Linked DNA regions of Mus musculus: region 1 is linked to region 2. A link is a contact called in ENCODE Hi-C or POLR2A ChIA-PET data. All regions are on one chromosome and are shown on one strand. The core of a region is the stretch at or near the end of the contact, and the rest is flanking DNA. Distances in the headings are between cores, read along the strand shown.

Region 1 (2,700 bases), core at 119-2,618, 160 kb after region 2:
AACTCACTACTCGGGCTGGTGAGATGGCTCAGCAGGTAAGAGCACTGACTGCTCTTCCAAAGGTCCTGAGTTCAAATCCCAACAACCACATGGTGGTTCACAACCACCAGTAATGAGATCTGACGCCCTCTTCTGGTGCGTCTGAAGTCAGCTACAGTGTACTTATGTATAATAGTAAATAAATCTTAAAAAAAAAAAAAAAACCTCACTACTCAGCTTGTGTGGTAAGTATGTACAAGCTGTACAATATGAGCAAGAGCTGAAAAAGTCTGAGGCAGCTCCAAGGTCAGCCTGGATGCTGTAGTCCTGAAGAAGTAATAGGAAGTCTTGGTGTGTAGTATCATGGAAGAAAGCTGGTTTCAAGCGATTTTAAAGGGAAAACCGAGGCTTAATGGATTGTCATTCATTAGCTGCATCTACATTAAGTAAATCTACAAAAGTAAATGTTTCTACAGAGAAACAGTGTCTCAAAAAACAAAACAAACAAAAAAGTTTTCAACGTTTTCAAACCTTCACCCTTTCTTTCAGTCTACAAAGTATCTGGGACCAGAGGGGGGAGGGGGGACCACTACACCTCACTCAGGTGCTACATCTACTAAAATGGGTTCACAATGATTAATGCCTTCTTCCTGTCTTTGCTTCCTTCATTCTCTCTCTCTCTCTCTCTCTCTCTCTCTCTCTCTCTCTCTCTCTCTCTTTTTGGTTTTTCGAGACAGGGTTTCTCGAGACAGGGTTTCTCTGTATAGCCCTGGCTGTCCTGGAGCTCACTTTTTAGACCAGGCTGGCCTCGAACTCAGAAATCCGCCTGCCTCTGCCTCCCAAGTGCTGGGATTAAAGGCGTGCGCCACCACGTCTTTCTTTCTTCCTTCCTTTCTTTCTTTCTTTCTTTCTTTCTTTTTTTTTTTTTGTTTGCTTGTTTAATATATATATTTATGGTGCTGGAGGTTGGACCCACAGCATTGCTCTAAGCAAGCACTCTACCAATAACTTTTACTTTGAGACAGGGCCTTGAATTCACTATGTAACTAGACAGGTTTTGTACTTGTGATGCTCCTGCCTCAGTCTCCAGACTACAAGTATTACCCCGCGATACTAGATACTAGGTTACGGCTGCTATATACACCTCTATCACTAAACACAGTGACGCAAGATGGTACGCTCAGCAGTGCGGTCACCATAGTTACTATTGCCATGACTACAAGAGAACCAGCATTCTCTCAAACTTTCAGCAGGAAGACAACGGTTGGCCGGCTCAAGCGGTCAACCTGAAGGTGCGACGCAGAGTTCAGGAGCAGCTTTAGCCCCCCGCGGCCACGCCGCCCCGACCCCGCCCCCACCGCGCGCGCCCGCGCCGCCCCGCCCTCGAGGTGACGTGCGGGGCGGAGCCTGACGGCGGGCGGGCTGCTCTGTCGTGAGCTTCCGCGCGGGCGCGTCCCGGGCCTCGCACGGCGGTTCCACGGGAGGAGACCTTTCGCTCTTTCTCTCCGCGTGGGGGTTCCGGGTCCCGGCAGGGCGGCGCTGCAGCTGGGCGCGCAGGAAGGGTGAGTGTCGGTGCGGGCGCGCGTCTTGTGCGGGGCATTGTCTGGCGCGGGCACGTGCACCCCTCCCCCACCGCGGCCGCGCGGACAGCTCAGCGGCGCGGACGGGTGGGCGCCTGGGTCCGCGGAGAGCCAGGTCCGGCGTGGGGAGGGTTCTTCTCGCCGCGCAGCCTCAGACGGGTCGCTTTGCAGCCGAGGCGGCTGAGCTTGCGCGGTGACCCGCGGGTGGTCCCGAGACGAGGTCGCCTCGGCAAGTTTGGATTTGCCCAAAGAAATCTGCGGCGGCTTAGGAAGGTTGCGAGAAGTCTGCACGAGAGCGTAGGACGGTGCTGTGTCCTATGGAAGCTTCGGAAAGTGAGGACTTGACCAGAAACACGGCTCGGTGTGCTTATGCAGAAGACAATAAGGCTTAGAGCTCATCTCCATTATGCAAGTATTTATGTTAAACAAAAAATACTGTGTCCTATAATTCTGCAGCTCACTAACATCTTACTAGTTTTGATATTGCTAGTATTTTTGTCTAGGCACATACCTAATTGCAGAAACAACCCACTTTTAAAATTCCATAACATAAACTAGAAGGTAATACACATTTATTCAGCAGTATCGTTGCCATTAATAAGTAGCAAGTACTCATCCGAGAATATTTTTAAAATTTAGACAAGGACAAAGAAGAAATTCTAGTGTCCAGAAGTAATTACTATGGGTGTGTATATTTGTGTAGTCTGCCTTAAAGGTAGGACCAAAACAACCGATGAGGGGTTGGTGCCTTAACTGTGGTTCGTTTTAGACGGGGGTCTCTTTCATATACATACATAGACCTGTCTCAGAACCTCAGTCCTCTCTGTAGACCAGGCTGGCCTCGAACTCAGATCTACCAGCCTCTGCTTTCCCAGTGCTGGGATTAAGGGTGTGGTTCCACCACCACCACATCTGGCAGACTTACTTTTTATAGGAAGCTCGTAGAAAGGTTTTGAGAAGGTAGTGGCACAATCCCACCACTACACCGGAGAAGTCAAAAGTGTGTGTGTGTGTGTGTGGGGGGGGTGCTGAGGAGTCAGGATGCAGCCTTCTGCGGTAGCCTGGATTGACTCCTTGCAAATGGAAGTAGACAGAGTGAAAAGATGAGCGTTTGGAGGTAGAATTAGCAAGCCTTGGAAGG
Region 2 (2,700 bases), core at 110-2,609:
ACAAGGTTTCAACAAAGATTTTATGAGCAAATGTATCTACCAGGCACTGTGTGAGATCTTTTCACTAAGAGGATCATTACAACAATGATAAAAGAAAACTGTCACTATACCCATCTACCAGTTGAAATTCAGAGTCGCCTAAAATCTCATGGCCAAGAAAGGGCTCAAGTGACATGGAAACATAGTGTCATCTCACTATGACACCTCAGGAGCCTTTCACATCCAGAGGCTTCTTGCATTGTTTGTCCTTCCCACCACTCCTTGTACACCAGAAACCCCTAATTTTCAGCACGTTATGTGATAACTCCAAGAGTGAGGCCACATTTTTTTCTCTACCTCTACTGATGAACAAAGACAACATCATGTTTTAAACACATTAGTCAAACTGAAGAAAGAGGGGAAAAAAATCCCCCTGGCTTAAGTAACGTCACACCCTTAAAATCAAGGACATAGTGTGGTGTGTGTGTGTGTGTGTGTGTGTGTGTGTGTGTGTGTGTGTGTGTTTAAAGCATATTTTCAATTTTATCATTCCCAAAGTACACTTGTCAAGGTAAAAGATAACAAAACATATTTTTAAAGTATGTTAGCTTGACTCTAAGAGATGATAAAGGATATTAAGACAGAGAATTAAGTCTTTCAAAGAAAAGTATCCGAATGGTGGAATCAGACCAAGGATGAGATGAAAGGTTCCAAGTAATAAATAATAAAATACTGCTTCTAAATGGTCCCAGTTTCTCTTGACCTAAATCAAAATTCTAAAGGTTGATAGTTTCCTTTCTTACATTTTAAGTAGGCACAAACCTTAGTGTATAAGCATACATATTTATATTATACATAGTACATAAGGTAATATATAATACAACATGATACCTAACATACTCTATGTAAGAATATATATAACCATAAATGTAACAGCAAACAAATCAGACTGAGCTTGCTCAGTCTTGTAGATTACAGAGCTCTCGCATCTACAGATGTTTTCCTTGCAATATACATGCAGTTTGACTCGGATTCAAAGCAGACTGACCTGAAATAGTTGCTGGCTGCAGCAAGCACCACTCGATGGCAAGAGAATTCCTGAACATCCACACACAAGATGACGTCTGTCAAAGCATTTTCCTCTCTCAGCGTCTCCAGGCCGTTCTGAAGAATTAAAGAAAGTCTCGTGTCGTCAAATTTTACCTTCTCCCCAGTTAATATTTCCACCAAGTCTCCCCTTTTCTGGGAGGACTTGTCTGTAGTCAGTGCTAAGGGTCCTTCCAAGCTCCTCTCTACCACATCGCTCATGGTGCAGGCGCCTCTTTGTCCTGCCATCAACGTCTAGACTAAAGGAGCTGCCAAGTTTCGGGGAGGTCACACTGCAGAAGCTGAACGGATTTCCTGCACAGGCCCCTCCACTTATCACCAGCTGTCACACATACATAACAGGAAGTCTCACACTTTCTCATCCTGTTACTACAAACACCACCAACTCCTCCTCTTCTTTCTGTGGACTGTCACAGGGTTAGGAATGTCTTTGAGTGGGTGCGTAGATCAGGGATCTGGTGGGGGTGGGGGGGGGGGGGAAGGTAGCTTATCTGTGTCTCCCGGGAGTACGGTTTAGTCCTCTCCCACCTCACGCAAACCTCTGCTTCCAGTTATTATCTGTTTACTTATACCTGCATCAACAACTAAGACTTCAGAGAGGAACTGCATAGGGGGACTTCTCTGTCTCCCACTATCTGAGACCCCTTTGGAGCCTTACCTTTCTTCTGAATATCCCTATAAACTTTCTTTCTGAATTTTAGGGCTTCTCTAACACATACCTTCAAATTTCTCCATCTTCCTTCTGCAAATGATTTCCAAGGGCCTAAGAATCACATGCTCAGATTTAATGAAAGCTATGACCATACTCCTGGTATCAGTCTTCTGTATTAGTTACATCGTTCTGATCATATTATCTGACAGAAAAAATATTTAAGGAACAAAAGATTTATTTTGGTCCAGGATATCTGCCCACTATGCCTGGAAGCGGATGGGATAGTGGGTCAGTCTCCAACAATAACACCACGTGGCATATGTTGTTCACATGGTGGTAGCTCAGAAGGGTACCAGTAACCTTCAAAGGCCTTCCCCTAAATGACCTAATTATACAAATTAGGCTGTACTTCATAAAGGTTCCATAGCCTCCCTAATAACACCAGTTGACAAATAAACGTTCAAGACATAGGCTTATGGCATGACATTTCAGGTTCAAATCATAAAAATGCTTCTAACTATATCCTCTGGTAATGCTGAAAACAATACACAATGACATGAGCCTCTTCATGACAACTTATACCATACTCTCTCAAATTATAGACATAAGGCCAAAACTGCTCTAGCTCCTTACCTCCTCCCAAACACACACACAATAAAATAAAATTCAGTTTCTCATTCATGAGTGTATCTACCAAACTCCTTATTGTTTTATATTTATTTTTCACATGCCTTAAAAACTACTAATGAGGCCATCATTGGGAAGAGAGGCCCCTTGGTCTTGCAAACTTTATATGCCCCATTTCAGGGGAACACCAGGGCCAAGAAGTGGGAGTGAGTGGGTAGGGGAGCAGGGCGGGGGGAGAGTATAGGGAACTTTCGGGGTAGCATTTGAAATGTAAATAAAGAAAATATCTAATTAAAAAAAAAATGAATGTAGCCAGATAGGAATGAGATGTAGAC

Evidence for each region. A loop is a pair of places that touch in the nucleus more often than their neighbours do. ChIA-PET counts read pairs that join two places held with the same protein, here RNA polymerase II (POLR2A).
Region 1: a loop to region 2 is called in a map of heart, with 2.5 times the contacts of the local background. The contact joins the promoter of Yeats2 here to the promoter of Klhl6 in region 2. A Hi-C loop is called at or near these places in 1 of 37 maps with a recorded cell type or tissue (heart). POLR2A ChIA-PET finds 5 or more read pairs at or near these places in 1 of 5 experiments (Patski).

Annotation. Positions count from the first base shown.
Region 1 is chr16:20,139,695-20,142,394 of GRCm38, forward strand. It overlaps Yeats2 (YEATS domain containing 2), which reads left to right and starts at 1,369. Exons shown (of 31, transcript NM_001145930.1): 1 at 1,369-1,541.
Region 2 is chr16:19,981,690-19,984,389 of GRCm38, forward strand. Klhl6 (kelch-like 6) reads right to left here and starts at 1,360. Exons shown (of 7, transcript NM_183390.3): 1 at 1,028-1,360. The coding sequence starts at 1,314.